2 separate regions of the Mus musculus genome follow, and region 1 is linked to region 2. Evidence: chromatin loops called from intact Hi-C (ENCODE). Cell type or tissue: heart. All regions are shown on one strand. Each heading gives the region's core, and the rest is flanking DNA. Links, peaks and the distances in the headings are about the cores only.

The links. Hi-C counts contacts between places; a loop is a spot of excess contacts. Peaks named below come from ENCODE experiments on the same cell type or tissue, not always from the same donor. Only the 100,000 strongest peaks of a DNase experiment are listed, where the experiment ranks them.
Region 1: a loop joins it to region 2, with 4 times the contacts of the local background. A loop is called at or near these places in 4 of 42 quality-filtered maps.

What each region holds. Positions count from the first base shown.
Region 1 is chr10:22,475,487-22,485,988 of GRCm38, reverse strand. No RefSeq gene overlaps it. Among named protein-coding and RNA genes, the nearest start is that of Gm40610, 20 kb to the right of the region's middle. In heart, for the core only: a CTCF peak has its summit at 5,948 (motif pointing right); no DNase peak of the experiment used is centred there; H3K27me3 peaks cover 797 bases.
Region 2 is chr10:22,771,779-22,782,280 of GRCm38, reverse strand. No RefSeq gene overlaps it. Among named protein-coding and RNA genes, the nearest start is that of Gm10824, 36 kb to the left of the region's middle. In heart, for the core only: CTCF peaks have their summits at 4,189 (motif pointing left) and 5,999 (motif pointing right); no DNase peak of the experiment used is centred there.

The sequences.
Region 1 (10,502 bases), core at 1,623-9,622, 300 kb after region 2:
CCACTCTGCTGAGTCCAAGACGCCAAGCTTATACAGAGGGGCCCTGCCATGCTCAAAGGTAGAACTCTCACCCACAGCTTGAAGTAATATGTCCAGGGGGGGCCCACTTCTCATACCCTACCTCCATTCCCCACATCCCAGCATCTGTCTGGGGCATCCTGAAAGCCTTCCTCTATTCCCACAGAGCTCCCAAGATGCACCTGTGGGTGGTAGACTCCTTGGTGTGATCTGTTGTGGGAAATAATCAAAAAGATGCTATTCAAGCTACATCAGCAGGCCCCAGCCAGCTGGCTGGCCAGTTCTCATCTTGTGGAGACTTTCTGACTCAGAGCTCTGAAATCTCTCCACCCAACTCGCTAAGTTCCCACTAGTGCATTGGTACAAAGCCAGGGGTACACATCTGGCAAACCCACGCTTTGCCGCTGTACCCTTCTCTCTGGAACCCAGTCAAACTACCTCATGAAAGAAAGCACCACACAAACTGAGTTCAGAATCAACAGGTAACACAGCCACTGGAACTAGAATCCTAATCTTGTAAGCCATATTAAATCTAAATGCGTGCACACATGTATTGAGAACAAAGGCAACTTTGAGTGTCAATCATTCCTCAGGTCTGTCCACCTTATTATCTGAAACGGTCTCTCACTAGGATCTAGGGCTCATTGATATGGCTTGACTTGCTGGGGAGCCCCAGATGGCTTTCTCTACCTCCTCAGTGCTGCAAGTATAAGCATACACCCACACTTGGCTATTCACATGGGCGCTGGGCATCAAATTCAGCCCAGGTTCCCACTTAATGGCTGAGCCCATGTTTTAGTCAGGGTTTCTATTCCTGCACAAACATCATGACCAAGAAGCAAGTTGGGGAGGAAAGGGTTTATTAGGCTTATACTTCCATACTGCTGTTCATTATCAAGGAAATTCGGACTGGAACTCAAGCAGGTCAGGAAGCAGGAGCTGATGCAGAGGCCATGGAGGGATGTTCCTTACTGGCCTGCTTCCCCTGGCTTGCTCAGTACGCTCTCTTAAAGAACCCAAGACTACCAGCCCAGGGATGGTACCACCCACAAGGGGCCCTCCCCGCCTTGATCACTAATTGAAAAAATGCCTTACAGCTGGATGTTATGGAGGCATTTCCTCAACTGAAGCTCCTTTCTCTGTGATAACTACAGCCTGTGTCAAGCTGACACAAAACCACCCAGTATAGCCCTCTTCCCAACCTCTGCTTGCTCTGTCTTTACTTTCCATAACTCAAAACACAGAGAAGCCAGTCGTGGTGGTGCACGCCTTTAATCCCAGCACTCGGGAGGCAGAGGCAGGCAGATTTCTGAGTTCGAGGCCAACCTGGTCTACAAAGTGAGTTCCAGGACATCCAGGGTTATACAGAGAAACCCTGTCTTGAAAACACACACACACACACACACACACACACACACACACACACACACACACACACAGAGGAAGGCAAACCAGTAACATCTGCTGCAACCAGAGAACCAGTGGGAACAGAAACAAGCCGTGCTCTTTCTGAGATCTGAGAGCAGAAACTGTCAACTTCCGGTTATTGTCATGGCAACTGTGAGGGCTATTTTCCTACCACTGGTGGCATTAACATGATGGTCTCACTGGCTGCCCACCTGAGCATTCACTTACGTCACCTGGAGTTTCCTGGTTTTCATTTGATGTTTAAATACTTCAGCTTGGACAGCGTACCATGTGAACCCCGGGGCCAGCTGCTGGAAATCTGCAGTGTTCAGGAAGAATACCACTCCAGTTGCTGGTAAGCCTTGAAACACTAACCTGGTAGCCTCACTTCAGACATGGTTGCTATGCCTTCAAATAATCTCTAGTGTATGGATTGTTCATTATCGGAGACGCTCTTACAATTAAAGGTTTCCATTTTTGTTATGCATACGAGAGTTTTGCCTCTATGTATGTGTGTGCCTGGTGCTCTGGAGTGTCCTGAAGAGATCAGCAAAGGACTTTAGATGCCCTAGAACTGGAGTGGCGGATGGCTGTGAGCCTCCATGCTTGGCAACCAAAATGGGCTCCTCTGTAAAAACAGCTATTTCTCCGTTGCATGGGTTTTTTTGTTTTGTTTTATTTTTTGTTTTTGTTTTTGTTTTTGTTTTGTTTTGTTTTGTTTTTCGAGACAGGGTTTCTCTGTATAGCCCTGGCTGTCCTAGAACTCACCTTGTAGACCAGGCTGGCCTCAAACTCAGAACTCCACCTCCGCTGCCTGTTAATTTAAAACTCCATGCCTTCTGGGACTGCACTCTCAGCTTCTCAGCTTGGCTCTAAGAACTCGCTGCAGCTGCTCCCACTCCAGATAGCTCCGCAATGGCCAGCAGTTAGCGCCACCAATCCTCTAACAACTGGAGAAAGCTCAGAGCTGTGATCAGTCTATACTGACCAACCAAGCCCGAGGCTAGCTCCACCAACCACCAACGACTGCCCCAAGGCTGCCCTTTCTCCTGCCCACCTGAGTCACAGAGGATGGAAAACATCAGACAGCCTTAGTATTTTAAAGCCAGCCAGATAACACAACCACTGAGCATGGAACCTACTGCCCTGAAGTCATCAGCTATCCTGTGTCAGAATTCTTCCGGTGTTGAAGCAGCCACCGGTTCTAGTTGGTCCCAGACCTTACATGGTTCTGTGCTCCTCTCCCCAAAACCTGACTGAAAAGCCTACTCACTATCTTATCTCCTTCTGGGACCTGGAAAATCCCACCTCTTTATTTTCACCCAGTGATTACCTTCTGCCATCTTTATTGACATAATCAAGAAACAATTAGGGAACCAGATTTCAGTATCAGCCCCTCCCACTACATTTCTCCAGTCCCCGAAATTAATCATTTTGGCTGGGAAGTAGTTCACTTGCCTGCCCTGTGTAAGGGCTCTGATGGTGATCCCTAACACGCAGGCGCGCGCGCGCACGCACACACACACACACACACACACACACACACACACTTTTAATCCTTAAAATGAATCTCATTCACATTACATATTTTGCATACTCTGGGCAGGGATGTTTGCCCTTGTGTTACCTGGGATAGGAATCCAAGGAGTGTAACTGATCCCACTTTTCAAATTCTTGTTCTCATAGAATAATAATAAATTTAACTAAGTAAGTGTATGATTTGTATATTGAAATAGAAAAGAAATGGTCTGCAAATGTGGATTCTGGAATCCCCCCTCCCTTTTCCTATTTGTAATCCTTTGATCTCCTTCAGTCGTCCTTACTTTACTCCTTAACTAAGACTTTGAGTGCTGCACTGGACAGAGTGGACATCCTTGACTTGGTCTTGACTTTAGTGGAAACACTTTGAGCTTCTCTCCATTTAACTTGATATTGACTGGCTGTAAGCCCCCTTCATTATGTCTCTGTCCCTGTAAGCCTCGTTTCACCTGTACTTTATCTTGAATGAATGTTGGGATCTGTCAAAACCTTTCCTGCATCTGTGAGATGATCATTTTGTTTTTGCCTTTTAATTTCTATGTGCTGGGTATGTTTGCTGATTTACATATGTTGAACCATGCGGCTCTGGGATGAAGTCAACTGGATCAGTGGATGGTCTTTCTGATGTTTCCTTAAATTCAGTTTTTGAGTACTTTATTGAGAATTTCTGCATTATGTTCATAAGTAAGGGCTATACTTTTCATTTTTGTTGAGTCTCTGTTTTAGTATAGGGACTTTGTAAAAAGAATTTGGAAGAGTTCCCTCAGTTCCGATTTTGTGAAATGATTTGAGGATTATTGACATTAGTTATTCTTTGAAATTCTAGTAGAATTCTGCACTGAGTCTACTAGAACATGGGTTTTTTTTTTTCTTAGTTGGGAGTTTAATTGATGCTCTATTTAACTAGGGGTATGGGTCTGCTGATGTCATGTTGATTTTAGTAGGTAATGTTTATAAAGAAATGTATCTATTTCATGTAGGTTTTCCAGTTTGGTGAAATACTGATTTTAAAAGTATGTCTTCATGATTACCTGAATTTCCTCCATGTTTGTTGTTATGTCTCCCCTTTTATCTCTAACTTATTAATTTGGTTATTTACTAATCGATTGTTTTTCCCATACACTCTTTGTGGATGCTATTTCTTCTTTTTTTTTCCCCCCCTAAAACTTTCAAGTGTATCATTTTTATTAGTGTAAGATCTGTCTGGGTTTTTTTGTTTTGTTTTTTGTTGTTGTTGTTTTTTATTTTTATGTAGGAACTTAGCGCTATGAACTGACTCATGGCATTGCCTTCATTGTGTAAGCATATTTTGTGTTGTCATTTTCATTCAATTCTAAAAGGATTTTAACTTCCATCTTGAATTTTGCCTTTGAAAAAAAAAAAAAAAGGTTCTTGCTCTAGGGCTCCACATGAGACCCTGTCAGTTATCTTCAGGAGATCGTCTGCTTTTAGTCGAGTGGGTAAATTCTGCTGCAAGAATACTGTACGTTTAGGGAATCACATTTGAGGTGGGGTTGGAAGGACATGAGATGCAAGTCTCTTGTGGAGAGAATGCCAGGTGTAGAATAGGAGGGGAGAGACTGGAAGGCTTCTGGGAGGCTCAGGGAACCGGAAGGCTAAGGAAGCGAAGCCCGGAAAAAAGAATCCAGCTCAGGGCTGATGACAGAGAAAGGTCATGGTCGGGCTTACTTTTCTAATGGATCAATCAGAAGATGTTCCCGGGGTTCCAAGAGACATGGAAAGGAAGACTTGGGAAGAAGGTGGGACAGCTCGTGGGGAGGAGGATGGAGGAGTGGGGAATGGGGAGATGGGAAAATGGGGCTGCATGTGTTATAAGGTCCCCTGGGAGAGAGCCGGAAGAAAGAATAAAGAACAGACGATTCATTGTCTATGGGGCTGAATTAGCGATGTGAGATGAAAACAGACATGAACCCCGGAGAAAAGGTATGTCACCTTTTATCCAGCTACTAAGGACCCGCATTGTGAGATGGGAAGTCTGCCATTCCTGCGGGGAAGAAAAGGGCAGCAGAATTGAGGAGGGAAGACTGGGGGAGGGGCGGGCGACACAGACAGCAGCTTCAGGTGCCAAGGGCCCCCTCTACAATTAACCCAGAAAAAAAAATGTTCTCAAGAAGAGTGGCCGCACCAATCCTGTAAAAAGAAGATGATGCAGAGATTAAATTGACCAGAGAACTGGATCTGAGTGGGATTAAGGCAGTCACATCTGGTGATAGTTTTGTCATGTCTCCAGGGAAGGAACATGGGGCACTATTTTAACTTCACCATGTGTCGGGATTTACACAGTGAGCAGAGACTGCGACTCAGACCACAGGAATTATCACTCCTACTTCTAGAAGTTTCTGAGACTTTGTGGAAGGCCCCTCCTCTGTTCCTAGCCGGTTTGTTTAGTGTTTCCTTTTCAGGCAGGGTCTCCATGGCTGTCCTACAATTTGCATAGATCCTTCAGTCTCAGGATCTGAAATGCCTGGATTACTGATGAGAGCTGTCAGACAGCCCTGCTCATCTTTTGGGCCTTTAGCTATCTATTGAGGAAATCATGAGGTCTGTCAGACGCTGAGAAGACAGATACATTTATGTTGCACTGAGCAATATAATTATTTATTCTGAGTTTTCAGCATAAGGGTTTATTCAGCTTACACTTCCATACTGCTGTTCATCACCAAAGGAAATCAGGACTGGAACTCAAGTAGGTCAGTAAGCAGGAGCTGATGCAGAGGACATGGAGGGATGTTCCTTACTGGCTTGCTTCCCCTGGCTTGCTCAGCCTGCTCTCTTATAGAACCCAAGACTACCAGCCCAGGGATGGTCCCACCCACAAGGGGCCCTCCCCGCCTTGAACACTAATTGAGAAAATGCCTTACATCTGGATCTCATGGAGGCATTTCCTCAAGGGAGGCTCCTTTCTCTGATAATTCCAGCTTGTGTCAAGTTGCCGCAAAACCAGCCAGTTCACCAGTAGATGGCAATATTGGCCCAGAAAAGCCAACCATACCTGTGGGAGGGCCTCAGGACACCGATGCTACAAGGACTATCTACTTGAGAGATATTTTGCTTTTAATTCATTGTTGTTCCGTTAATTTGTGGTTTCTCTTTCATCTCAGAATAGTAAAGTTATAAATAAAGGAAAAGAAAGTTCCAGAAGCCTTAAATTCTGCGTTCTGAAAGTCACTCTTCTTAGAAGCACTTCGTTTGAGGTAGCAGGCTGTGAGGCGACTAGCAATCAGGATATCCACACAAAATGGAACTCAAAAAGATTTTGCTGACGTCACTAAGAACACCAGAACAGAAATCAGTTACATGTCACTTCCAACATTTAAAATAGCGTTCAGTTTTAGTCCTAGTCTCATGGAAATTGAAGCCGCACATACTTACCCCAAACTCAGAGAACGATAACATAGACATAGGAGTTGGAGGTAATTTAAAACATTTTAAAGATTATATATTAATTGTACTAATGCATAGTCACAGATTTCATTGTGACATCTTCATGAACGTAATACAACGTGTTTTGATCAGATTTAGCTCTGGCTATCCCCACTCTCCCCTGTACGTCCTCACCATAGCTACTAGCCCCTACTTATTAAAAAATTTTGTAACCCAACGAGTGTAATTAGGGTTAGACTACTAATTACTTCTTACTGGATCATGGGTGTGAGGTTTCTTCCAAGATCATGACCACTTTACGTTGGGCACACCACTGAAGAGAAAGTCTCTCTTCACTTTATCAAATGTGAGCTTCCTGGAGAGCCTCGTAAGGGGTGGAGCTTTAGGTAAGGTTGGGGTTTCAGGTAGGGGTGAGGCCTCTGGTAGGGATGGTGCCTCGGGGTTAGGGTTAGAGTTAGGGTCCCTCCCTTCTCCATAGCAGTGTTTTGTCTGGCTGAGGCTTGTAACAGATTTTATTTGGGTCCTCACAGTTGCTTTAAGTAATTTTAACACTTTAACCTTATACTCCAGATTAAATTTATACAAACACAATAAAAAATCAAATAAGGAAATGTAACAGAAACCCTCTTATGTCATTTACAACAATACCACTTACAAGAATTGGTTTGCCTTGTTTTCTGAGGTGTTCTACTTTATTGTTCAATCTATATTTTTCACTAAAAGTAGCCAAAGGCCCTTTGTAATAAATAAATATCAAATGGGCCATAAATATTGGATATTTTAAGAACCAGTGCATCATAATCAAGGACTTATCCTAGACAGCTGTATTTAGGGGTTAATAACAACTTTGCAGGATCACGGGTAGTGGGCAGTGCTCGAAAGCTTAGATGGGGAACGTTCCCTTTGCCTTGATGATGCTTCTTATCTCGTACCTATATTTAGATAAATCATTCTGGGATCTCTTAAGACATATGTTGATGTCTTCACATGGCAAGCTTGCTTGTAATTTAGTTTCCAATGTAGATGGAAATCATCTGTGACTAGCTTTAGCTGTGACTAAATTGACTTATTCGTTACTGTATGTGTTCATTTAATAATTATCTGTTAAGCCCCTGGATACCAACAAGATAGGATTAAGGAAAAATGTTAAAAACATACTTTAAAGAAACACATTCTTCTACGTCGCTTATAAATACAAGCTCAGATTCAAGTGAACGCTGGACCGTCACCGTGGCAGCGTACTGACTGCTGTAAGCAGCACTTATGTCACCTTCCCAGAGAGTTCATGAGGTTGGTGCTAATGCAATCAAGTAAGTAGTGGCTGGCTCAATATCTTAGCAGCAGGGTATGATGACCTTGGGGACGATTCGAAATTTCTCTAGTGCCAAGAAACATCATTTGGGTCCTTAGGATTTGCCAACTGCTATCAGACCAAAATGATTTTATCCATTAGAGAAAATTTATTGAACAATAGCTATGTGCTCAGTCGTGTGTGTCCAGTGGTATGTATGTATCAAGGGCTGTGTGCCTAGTGCTGTATGCCCGATGCTATGTGCCCTGTGCTATGTGCCCAGTGGTGTTTGAGTGTGTGCAGGGCTGTGTGTCCAGTGCTATGTACCCAGTAATGTACTGTAGCATTCTGTACTATATTGACTAAGAACTGTAGAATGAATCCCTTCTTGTGAGAAGCACATTCAATAACACTTTATTTTCTCTTCCCTCAAAATCACATTTAATACAGAATTTTGATATAGTTTTCTTTTTTACTAAGATTTTTCAGAAAAGAGGAATATATAAATATTCCCAGTGATGTAATTGAAGAAAATGAATATTCTAGAATCGAATGGAAAATTCCCTTAACTGCAAGGGTAACTCAGTGATGAGTCCAGCCCGTGCAGTGACAAGAGAAACGGAACATCCCTAATGCCTCTCAGTCCAAAAACACAAGACTGAGTTAGAAACAGAACAGAACCAGGCTTCCCTCTCTGCTGTTGCCATGGATGGAAACATGTGGTGGCCACAAGAACTTGGAGTAGTGGATGAATAGGCCAAACCACCTAACAGGAACAGTCCTAAAGACAGCATTGAAGCAACACCAGTGGTGACCCAGGAAGTCATGATTCTTTGGGGGTCTAGACAGTTTCTTGAATCAGACTGTGGATTTGCAAGGGATGAAAACTTGGTTACCATTAGCAACTGACCCATAAAGAACAGTGACAAAGTCCTAGTGACATTATCACAGTCACCGGTGATGTTCATGGTCAGCAAGGGGCTGGCTGACCCAGGCTGAACTCAATAAAGTATAGTCCACTGTGAGGCAGTATTTGTTAATAATAATATAGTCTACTGTGTATGCCAACAAATCATGTGGGCCATTGCAAGGGACTAAGGATATTGAAAACCCAAACAAACAAAATAGGAAAATCCTAAACACTATTCATCAAACTCAGAATTGAGGAAACTCTTGGGGGGGGTAATGTATTGATTTATCATTGTGGGGGCAGTGCAGATAGATAGATAGATAGATAGATAGATAGATAGATAGATAGATAGATAGATAACAGTAGACATTTGGGGGAGTTGGTCCTGGGATTCTACCCATTTGAGGCAAGGTCTCCCCTTCCCTCTTTCTGCCACTCAGCTGCATCCACCAGGATAGATGGCTCAGAGGTTCTGGGAGCTTCTCTTGTCTCTGCCTCCTATTTTGTGGTGTGAAGTGCTGGGATTTCAGACTCTCCTCCTGGTTTTTCCTGTGGGCTCCAGCAATCGCAGTGCATCCTCAGGCTTGCAGACTTAAACTTTTACCTGCTGAGTCATCCTTCCAGCCCTCTTTGAAATATTTAATAAGATTCTGTTGTTGTGATATATATTTGGAACTCTATTAGTTCTTATAATGACCCAGCCAGCCCCCCAATAATTGAGGCAGAATCCTATAGACTTATTTAATCAGCTTTAGCTCAGTTACTGGGCGATTGATTACCTGTAAACTATTTCTCAGTGCTAGACTGGCTATTTCCAGCTGCAATACCAAGTTCCCTGCTCTTCCCTGAGTCTCTACTGGGTTATTTCGGCTCCATCTGTCTGTCCTCAGGGTGCACTTTTCTGGCCAAGTGCTCCTGGCCCTGCCTGGCTAGTGGAAACCTCCTGGTCTTTGTCTTTCTCCTTTCCCCAGAGTTCCCTACCTTCAAACCACAGCCCAGGTAACGGAAACCCCGCCCACCTCTATTCTCCCTAGCAATTGGCTGTGGCCACTTTTATTTAACCAGTCAGAGAAGATTGGCAAGCAAAGAATCTGCCCATCAGGATGCAAGCAGATCTTGGGGCCTGGATTTAGCATTTGAATACAAAGAAGCACCTGACCAACCCCAAGGAGACTGAGATTACAGCACAGGGTTTTAATCCTAGCACTCAGGAGGCAGAGGCAGGTGGATCTCTGCCAGTTAGAGGTCAGCCTGGTCTACAGAGTGAGTTCCAGGACAGCCAGGGATACACAGAGAAACTTGTCTCAGAAAACAAACAAACAAATGAACAAACAAACAAACAAACCAACACTCTCAACTTACACTGGCTATGTGAAATAGGAGGGGGAAATCCTGAGGGAAAGAGCCGCAGTTCACTGAATTATTAAACAATGAAAGAAGGAAAGTAATTGTGAATGAAATGAAGAATGAAGAAATGAAGGTGAAAGCCTGACACAAAGTCCCAGAGAATGCTCTTTCACATCTGTAAAACTAGCCAGTGTGGTTTGAAGCCATTTTATAAAGAAGAGAAGGAATCTACTTCCAAGATATGAGTACTAGGATTCCCTGAGAAAGTTGTTTAAATAACAATGATGATGAATGTTATTGGGAGGTAAAAGGTGCTGATTACATCAGTGCATTTTAATTAACCAAAGGCTACCGTGGATCTTATTGGCAAGCAAAGGTGGCTTTATTCACTTGTGATAGCCGAGAGAACTATGCTCCCGGTAGATCTGTCGGGTGGGTCAGTGGAAAGTCTTAGACAATCTGAGTTGGTGTCAGATTCTATGGATGGTTTAAGTACCTTCTCTCTGGCTTTTGTGCCCTCAGAACACCAGTCATCCCTTGCTCTCTCACATGCTGCATAAACAACTTGTCTCCAGAGACACTGGA
Region 2 (10,502 bases), core at 1,688-9,687:
TGTGGCCCATTCTTGTTACGTGGGGGATTACACTGTCTAGAGGAGCTAAGAAGACTGCACTTGCAAATATTGAACCAATACTTCTAAATGGAATTGTAGAAAATAGCAACAAAAATATATCTGATATCAATTACAATTTTAAATCTGGAAAACAAGTCTCTTTGGTTTACAAAAGTAAAAATGAGCCAGGCAGGGTAGTGGCACACTCTGAAAATCCCAGCACTCTGAGGCAGAGGAGTTGGAGGCCAGCCTGGTCTACAGAACAAGTTCTAGGATAACCAGGGCTACTCTGAGAAACCTTGTCTCAAGAAAACAAGTAACAACAACAATATGTAGACAAGCTTGTTCATCCCAGAACCATGAACATAGTAAGATCAGGAGTCCAAAGCTATCCTCAGCTACATAACAAGATCAGAGTTTGAGGCTTACAGGAGACCCTTTCAAGAAGAAAAGAAAGGAAAAAGATAAAGGTAGGGAAGATGGGGAGAGAGAGGATGATAGGGATAAAGAAGTGTTAAGTGCGTTGCCTGGTCCACCCCATCAGGTGCCAGGGTTGGAGGTTCAGATCCTATTCCTGGGCACCACAGTCAGAGCTCGGACCCTTTAATGCACTGCCCCCTACTGGCTCCATCCTCCAGCCACACCTGTATGGAAATCCGCTCAATAGGCAACTTATATTATCCTCTGTCTGCCTGTCCTGGGTGACCATGGCAGCCTGCCCTTTGTGCCTTCCTAGCTATCCTGACAGCCATGTTAGCCAATTTTCCACAACAAATCTCTTGAGATGTGTCTCCTACCGGTTTTGCTTCTCTGATTAACCCTGGACTGATATACACAATGGAAGGGAGTTAAGCCTACTCATCTGCCATAGCTAACTTTAAAATATCCAGATGGGGCTAGGGAAAGTCACCGAGGCCCTTCCGCTCGGAAGAGGGCAGCTAAGAGCCTTTCTGATGGTTCTGAGAGTGGCTTGTGCAAGCAGCCACTGAAAGGTACAAAAGCCATACTACAGAGGAACGTGGGGCATCCAAACCGATGCCGGCAGCCTTCAGGACCAGCAGAGGAAACGTTTGCTTCCCTAGAGCTGCCAGGAGGATCATTCCAGAGACACTTGATAGAGCCTCTGGAACTGCGAGACAACAGGCTTATGTCCATCTGAGCAGCAAAGTTTGTTTTAGCAGGAAATCAATATACCAAGCCTCTAAAGGCTGCTTTGAAATCTTCTTGGAATCAGTGTAAGTGATGGCGCATCCCTTTAATCCCAGCAGTTGAGAGGCACAGGCAGGTCGATGCCTGAGACCAACCTGGTCTGTGAAGTGGATCCAGGACACCCAGGACTCTGTTACACAGAGAAACCCTGTCTCTAAAAGCCAAAAAAAAAAAAAAAAAAGTTAGAATAAAAACACAGACACACACAAATACACTTCATAAATTATGTAGTTCTAGGTATTTAAATATACACATTTTTATAAGTAAATTTTATGTAAACTTTAATTCAACGTTTTAGCATTGACTTCCTTTGTGCTTCATCAAAGAACTCTGAAAGTTTATCACTGAAGGAGTCTTCATGTCAAAGAATGTTCATACTGGAGTTTCTGCCGAGGCGGAGATGACAGATACTGGACTTAAAGCACAGTCCCTTATGAAGTACTTAAAAAGAAGGTGGCCCCCAGACTGACTGAACCCTTTCATCCTTTCTAATCCAGAATATAGAAGGATAGGAAAGTGTGGGGGATGTGAAGTGTTTGAGGAGAGGCTTTTGAAAGAAGACACTATGTGACTGAGGCTGAACTGTGAGCGTCACCCACCCTCATCACAGGGGGAGAAAGAGAGAGCACCGTCACATGAATGAGGGTCCTCAGAGAGTGACAGTGTTGTCCCTGCAAAGGGGAGGGCCTTTGTGGGCATCACAGAGGTCTTTTTCTATGTGGCAGGTTGGGATGAAGATGCCGGAACAAGACCTATGCTCAGAGCATCTTGGAGGTGTTGACTAAAGTGGTTTCCTAATGTGATGTCTTGTATCTGCCAGAGACACATGACAGTGCTTTGTAGAGTTAAAATGGCTATGAGTAACTTCAGATCCAGCAATCACGCAACCAAATTATAAGTTCTTGTACGATCTTGTTCTTGCTCTATAGGTCTGGACCTATCCTTTCCTATTTAAACTGGCAGACATAGGGGTAAAGGAAGAGGAAAAGGGAGAGAGAGCCAAGGAAGCCAATTATGTGCTCTTGATCCTCTTCAAGCAGATCTGAGGTTTAGCAAACAATATAGTGCAGAGTGTCTAACGATGCCTGGAGCTGGGCTTTTCAAGTGTTCACACACACACTGCACACCCAGCTTTGTTTGGGTCACTTCTCACAACCACCCACCTGGCATCTACAACGGTCTTCCGATACATTTTTTTTATATAGCTATCTTCTCTTTCCACTCTCCTCGCCCATTACTGAATTACTACTCCGAGGCTTAGAGGACTGTATAGTGTCTCAGACTTAGCATGGGACTTGTAGGGCTTACAAACATTCATTTAGGGGATTAAGGATAAACTCCCCTGATGAAACAGGAGACAGGAGACAGGAGACTGGGAGTAAAGAGAGCTTGGATTATATCAGCATGGGGTTCATACTGACTATAAATTATTTTCTATTTTAAATCTTTCCCCACTTATTTATTCATGCTGTGTCAGTGTATATGTGCGAACACACAGCTTTCAGAGTCTGCTCTCTCCTTCCACCATAGGCACTCTGGGGTTAAACTCAGGTCATCATGCTTGTTGGCAAGAGCCTTTACCTGCTGAGCCATCTTGCCAGCCCAGAACTTTCCATTCATCATAGTATGCTCCACCCAGACTAGAGAGTCAACGTTAATACTTTCCCCCATGACTCTTTGTTCCTGTTGCCACACCAGCTTTGTCAAGATCATCTCTCACAGCCACCCACCTGGGGCCTACTGTGATCTTCCTACACATTGTTTTTATGTACTGATTTTCTCTTTCCCTTTCCCCTTCCCATGTTTCAATTGTAGGTTTGGATTTCCTTATATCATGGTTACTGTAGTAATTTTCTTATGAGTGACTTTGCTTAGGTCCCAATTTAATCTATTCCACACAGAAGCCAAATCTTCATGGAATTCTTCCATGCCTTCCTGTACTTGTGTGCCCAGCACTCAAACCTTCCAGGCTCTATCGCTGTCTCAAGACGTTTGTCCCAAATGGACGGCTGTGTGTCTGCACCTCTCCTTCTGCCTGGAGGGTTCCCATGATTGTAGTTATATTGCAGTTTTGCAAGGTTCCTTTCTTTTGAAGGTACAACGCAAATGCGATTTCTCCCAAGAACTCTTTCCTGCTCAGCCGGAATCAGAAACCCAATTACCCAGCTAATACCACAAGAGTCTTGCAGAAGAACGTTTGTGGGCTCCCATCATTATCAGTTCCACTGTTCAGCAGTTTTTACACTCAACCCAAGGATAGATCGATAGCAAGGATGTGATTTATATAAAGGAACAAAAATCTTCAATAAGCATCCAGATTGTCCCAGGATGATGTAGGCAGTGGAGGAAATACAGTCCCAGGAATGATTCTTCTGTCATGGAATAGAGTTCGCTGGGTTTTCACAGTCTCCTGTCCTACCAGAGAGCAGTTTGAACAAGAAAATTTCATTTAGAAACTTAACTCCGGTCGAGGGTTAGCTGTAAAGGGAGCACTATAGGGCTGAGCGAGTATGCCTCTAGCGGGAACAACCTTGGAAGGGAATCTGTCTCCCCAGAGCCTGGGTCCAGACCTCTTCTGAGGTCATTTGGACAGACAAAAGGGTTCATGTATGGTAAGAGCTGACACACACTACCAGGAACTGGTAACTTGAGAATTTCAGCTGGAACTGGTACCCCGACAGGAGACACTTCACTGCAGTGTGGGCTGAAGCTGCGGGTAGGAAAGACTGCTGCTGCTAAATACTGGGAATCTGCCCTCTGGGTTAGACGAAAAGTCACCTACATCACACTTGAGAAACTACGGAAAAGCTTCCTGGGGAGATGGCTGGCTGGCAAGCCCCACTATGAAAGTGCTGTTCTAGCTGTTAATAGCTGCTGCCTGCCCCATCTTCTGAGCAAGCTTGTCTTGAAAGGGTTGGCAAACAAGCTTGTGGGCCTGTTAGAAAGCAGCTCTCTCCTATTGCATCCCTCTGGCGCTCTCTACTGACCATGTGTAGCACGAAGCTGCGGGACATTCAGCCCCACTTTGGGCAGGCAATGAAATATCTGTCATTCTGGTAAAGAGACCACTCCCACATATGTCTTCCTGGGTCCTTATTTTTCTACTCAGAAGGCCAAATGGCCCTATAAACTCACTATCAGCTTCCTAAATCTCAGGATTTCTTTGAACGTTTCCATTGTCATCACCACCATCATCAAAGATTTTCAAGAGAACAAAAAAGTATTGACTGAGGCTTTCTCTGACATAGGTATTTACGTATACCACATCCCTGGGATCACAGTCAATGTGATATATTTGTAAGCAGTATATGAATTGTAGCTATTATTCTTGTGCAGGGAAACTGAGGTTCAAAGACATCTAGCTAGCATGTGATGCATCTGAAAGAGTGAATCTTGGATCCATGAGATTTTTGTAAACCCAGCACACTATTAACAATCTCTGGCTGGACTTCCCATCCTGAAAGTAGGGTTTTTTTGATGTTCTAAATTCCAGGTACCTCCACTAAGGTACTGCCTGTAAACAACTATTACGAGGTACATAAAATCCCTCCTGGAAATACCTTAAAATTTTAGGGGAGCAGTTCTTCACTGTGAATTCAGTAGCTTCGTTGTGGGCACACTGAGTCTAGGTATACACATGTTACTACTGCTCCTGGGTGACTCAATTAGCCTAATATTTATGAGCAAGAGCTAGGCAAGTGCTAATTGCCCTGTGTCCTCTGATGAAATCCTTGACACAACCTAGGCATTGAGATTTCATGTTCAGGATTAAAAACTAAAGGTTAAAGCCATTAAATAATGTAACCAAGGTGGTGCCTTGGTGGTAACTATAGATTTTAAATCCAAATAGGTCAGAAGCCAGGCATTATTTAGTTTCCTGGTAGTGCCACAAGCCCAGAGCCCTCCTGGCTAACCTTTCTTCCTTGTTTGTGGTACCAGTTTTGTTGGTTTTGACTATTCTATATTTTATATTTTTAAAAACCTAAAATAAGGAGTGTCTATTTTCCATCTCTTTTTAGCTACTGAAGTAACTGGGATCCTTTGGGGATGGGGATGCTGAGCTGTCGAACACAGGAGCTTACCTCTAACCTTTCGCTTACCAGAGAGCAGCCACTGGTATGGTGCCCTCTGCCCATCCTCACAGATTCCAATGAAGGGGGGCAGACTCATGTGTATACTCTATCAGCTATCTGCAATAGTCTGGGATGGAAATATTATCTCATACACTTTTTGGCAAGCTTTTTTTTTTTCCCATTGTGTGCTCCTTACCCTGAGCTAACTTGCTAGAACCATTACATACCCAGGATATATGTTTATGAAATGGATTTTTCTTGACTCCACTTTGTGCTTAAACCAGATGTGCCTTGGTAATCCCAGCTGTCTGGAAGCTTAGGCAGCTCTGAGTCTAAGAACAACCTGGGCCATGTAGTGAGACTGTATCTCAAACCATAACTAGCAAAAAGTAACAAAAGTAAACAAAAATAGACCTCGGTCCACAGTCTGCTACACTGAAACCAGAGCAGAGCTCAGGGGGGCTACTGGAGGCTTAGCTTCTGTAGAACAAGACACCTGTCCACTATACTCTCTTCCTGGAATTTCAGGCTATTCTATGGTTACTATACCTCATGGGTGTGCCATGAGTTTCTGGTGTCATCTAAAACGGATTTTGCATTTTTGTAGTTATTAGGGCCTGATACCAATTACAAAAAATTTGCAAATGACATTACAGTTGATGGAAGTTCACCTTTTACAACTTCATATTTCTCACGTTTCCCTGTTTACATTTCACACCACACGGGGGCAGCCTTGTTCCTCGATTCCCCTTTGTCTGCTGCAGGGCTCTGCATTGTTTCTGAGTCTGTGGGTTTGAGAAGAAAATAGCCAAGATCCTGGGCCAGCGTCCTGAAAGGAGCGCATAAGAAAGCAGTGGGGGCTCATTGGCCTCTGAAGTCTCCTCTCATCCTAATATATAAGCCTCCTATGCTTGGGCTCACCCAGCACCCTCCAGAGTAAGAGAGATTAGCAGAGGTGGGCAGGAGAAAGTGAGGCTGTTCCCAGCATTTCTGAAGGGAAGTTGTAAAGACCTTATGTTCAGAAAACTTTTGTGATAGTCCAAGGGTCTCCAGGACCAAAAGAACAGAAGTTAAAAATAAACTAGAGCATACTAGTAAGGTATTCGATGCCCACATCCTAAGAGATGGTTCAAAAATCTGTCTTTATGTATTCAGCTACCAGCTGCGAGCAATCCAAACAGAACCAGCTGCTAATGGAAGCAGCATTAACAGCTTCTTGCAGGAGAAACACAAAAAGCCACCCATGGTAGTAAAAGAAAATGGCCCTCATAAGCTCACAGGGAGTGGCACTTTTAGGGGTGTGGCCTTGTTGGAGTAGGTACAGCCTTGCTGGAAGAAGTGTGTCCTGTGGGGATGGGCTTTGAAGAACTCAAGCTATGCCCAGTTAAGGCACAGAGTCTCCTGCTGCTGCACCATGTCTGTCTGCATTCCATCATGCTTCAGGCCATGATGATAACGGACTAAAGGTCTGAAACTCTAAGCCAGCCTCAATTAAATGTTTTCCTTTATAAGAGCTGCTATGGTCATGGTGCCTCTTCACAGCAATATGATAACACCCATCCAATCAAGGTAGTTTTAATTATTAATTACAATTATATTGTAACTGAATAATATTGACAGAAAGGTAACAAGCAATCTAAATAGTGTTTTAAAAGAAAGAGCAAATGAAAGACAGACTTTTAAAGGTAGTTATCTTTTTTAAAAAAAAAAGATTAATTTACTTTTATTTTATGTGTATGGGGGTTTTGCCTGCAGAATGCAGTGGCCATGGAGCTGGGTTCCCTGAAACTGCAGTCACAGGCTAGGGGCTGCTATATGGGTGCTGAGAACTGAGCCTGGTCCTCTGTAAGAACAGCCAGCATATTTAATTGCTGAGCCATTTCTCCAGCCCCAAAGATGGCTTTCCTTTGTCTTCTGCAGACTTGTTCAAGATGCAGACTCTCGTTTACTTTGTGTATGTATTTAGTCCACCTGAAGCACATAGACTTTTAAATAAGACGGACGATACCCTATTTGAACAATGCCCACCACCAAAGAAAGCCACCTTCTCCCTGAACAACTTTCCTGGTCACTGTTTATCTTTGTTTTGGAAAAAGAAAAAAGTATCTTAGGTCAATATTTGTTTGGAGACAAGATAACAGTGTTTCTTGGCATGAGCTATGAGTCAGACCAAACAAGTTTCAAACCTGGTCCTGCCAGTCAAGAGTTGTTCTCAGCAAGAGCCGTTTCCTCATTCCTGTGGAGAAAGCCTGACAGCAGAGCTTAGTTGAGATGTGAATATAAAGTGCTGAGCAGAGTTTCTGCCACAAAGTCAGTAACAAGTGGGGGAGATTACTACCAAGAACTCATTCCTTCACTAGTTTCTTATCAGTTGCCTTGGATTTTTAAAAATTATTATTTATATGGGTGTTCACTTGTGTGTATATGTACTGCATACATGCCATCCCTGAAGCAGTCAGGAGAAGCTAGAACCCATGCAGCTGGAGTTAGAGAGATAGATGCTCAGTAGGTCCTAGAAATAGAACCCTAGCCCTCTCTAAGAGTAGCCAGAGCCCTTCGCCCCTGGGTCATCTCTTCAGCTCCATTGTGAATTTTTTTTTTTTTTACTTTTAAAATCTTTCTCTTTTTTTTTTCAATTTTTTTGTTAGATATTTTCTTCATTTACATTTCAAATGCTATCCCAAAGTCCCCTATACCCTCCCCCAACCCTGCTCCCCTACCGACCCACTCCCACTTCTTGGCTCTGGCGTTCCCCTGTACTAGGGCATATACAGTTTGCAAGACCAAGAGATCTCTCTTCCCAATGATGTTCAACTAGGCCATCTTCTGCTACATATGCAGCTAGAGACATGAGCTCTGGGGGTACTGGTTAGTTCATATTGTTGTTCCATCTATAGGGTTGCAAACCCCTTCAGCTCCTTGGGTACTTTCTCTATCTCTTCCATTGGGGGCCCTGTGTTCCATCCAATAGATGACTGTGAGCATCCACTTCTGTATTTGCCAGGCACTGGTCTAGCCTCACAAGAGACAGCTATATCAGGGTCCTTTCAGCAAAATCTTGCTGGCATATGCCATAGTGTCTCCGTTTGGTGGCTGATTATGGGATGGATCCCCGGGTGGGGGAGTCTCTGGATGGTCCATCCTTTTGGCTCAGCTCCAAACTTTGTCTCTGTAACTCCTTACATGGGTATTTTGTTCCCTATTTTAAGGAAGAATGAAGTATCTACTTCGTGGATATTTTTAAGTTTAATTTTTAAAAAAAAATTTAAATAAAAATTTTAGTTATGTTGAGTTTTCCAGATAATACCATCATGTGCAAAAACCAACCCAATAAATAAATAAATAAAAATAAACTCACTTCAGTCTGTCTTTATTGCTTTTTTTTTTCCTTGTCTCTCTGTATCAGCTAAAACTTCTAAAAGCAGCATGAAAAAATAATGGGGTCTTTATGTCCATAAATTCTGCTAGTGCCAGCTTAACCAACAGTGCAAACTCAGAGGCTAGAAGAAACGCTTAGGCCTGGCTCCTGTGCCATTCCATCTGTACCCTAACAAAGGTAAACTCTGCACACTCTCATCCACACATGCACACACCCCACATACAGTCATGCATGCGTTCAAGCATACACATAAGCATACACACAAACATATGCATTTGTGTAAACGTGGAGGCTAGAGGCCAAAGTCAGGCGTCCTTCTCAATTACTCTGCACCGTGTCTACTTCATCTACCTTCTAGTTATTTCTTTTGTGTGTGGCTGAGCGTGTGCCACTGCAGGAGTGTGGAGGTCAGAGGGCAACTGGCAAGGATCAGAGGTGGTTCTCTCCTCCTACCATGAGGTATAAACTCAAGTCATCCAGCAGGCTTGGCAGTGGGTGCCTTTGTCCTCTAAGTTATCTTAGCAGCCCATTTTATTATGTCTTATTTTTGAACATTGAGTTCACCAATTTAGCTGGACTAGCTGAACACTGAGCTCCAGGGAGCCCCGTTCCATGTCCATGAGACTGAGATTACAGTGTAAACTGCTTTTATGTGAACACCAGGGTTCACATAAAAGCTTGCCTTACACTTACGGGGGTCCTTACGCTTGCCTGCAAATGATACTGACTGAGCCAGTGCTTTAAATCATCTTATAAACTTTGGGGGGGGGTTGCTTCAAAATAACTTTTTCATAATGCTCAGGCTTGTTTTTCCTTAGGCTGGCTTGGTCCTTAAGTTGCTGGTGACAGTCAATAATAAACTCAAAATTAACCCGCATGTTTCTGTTTAAACTTTGCTTAGTTCAGGATCTACTATTGTATAATGCGTCTTTTAATAAACACTATTACTTCATTATACTTTGAAGACACTTCTGGGTTGTTCATTCTTTTTGATATTATTAACAATGTAGCTATGAAGGTTTTTGTATGTTAGGTCTCCATGTGAGAGTTACCCTCATCGCTCCTAAGGAGATTAAAGATCAAGTGTTGTTTCCACTCATCTATTTAGTTGTATCATGCTGATACTCCTGAGCCAGTTCTCTCTACTCTGCCTCCCACCTCCCGCTCCTCCTCCTCTCCCTCCACCTCCTTCCCCTTTCTTCTCCTTTCTAAAACAGGGCCACCTGTATGTAGCCCAGGCTAGCTTCTAACTTGCTCCTCTCCCCCCACCTCCTTCTCCTTTCTTCTCCTTTCTAAAACAGGGCCACCTGTAGCCCAGGCTAGCTTCTAACTTGCTGTAGCCGTGTAACTGAGACTGTCAACTGAAGTTGGTTCTGATGTTTCTGCCTCTTCTTCCTCTGCCCCTGCCTCTGTGACTCTCCCTCCCCTGTGTCACCATGCTCAGCTCTATCATGTTTCTTCTCTATAATGCCTCCAGATCTTTTTCTTTATACTAGGTTTGGTTGGTTGGTTGCTGGTTTGGGGTAGGTTGGTTGATGGGTGGGTGGGTTGGTTGGTTGCTGGGTTAGTTGGTTGGCTGGTTGCTTGTTGCTTAGTGGGTTCATGGTTTGATTGGTTGGTGGGTTAGTGGTTTGGTTGATGGGTGGGTTGGTGGGTTGGTTGGTGGATTGGTGGATTGGTGGTTTTGTGGGTTGGTTATTTGTTTGTTTGGTGGGTTGGTTGACTTTTTCTTGTTGATTTGTGCAAATTTATAAAAACTGGAAAACTAGACAAACCCTTTGACATTAATGTAAATAGCAACTTAAGTTTTATAGATTGTGGCCTATCTGTCCATTTTAATG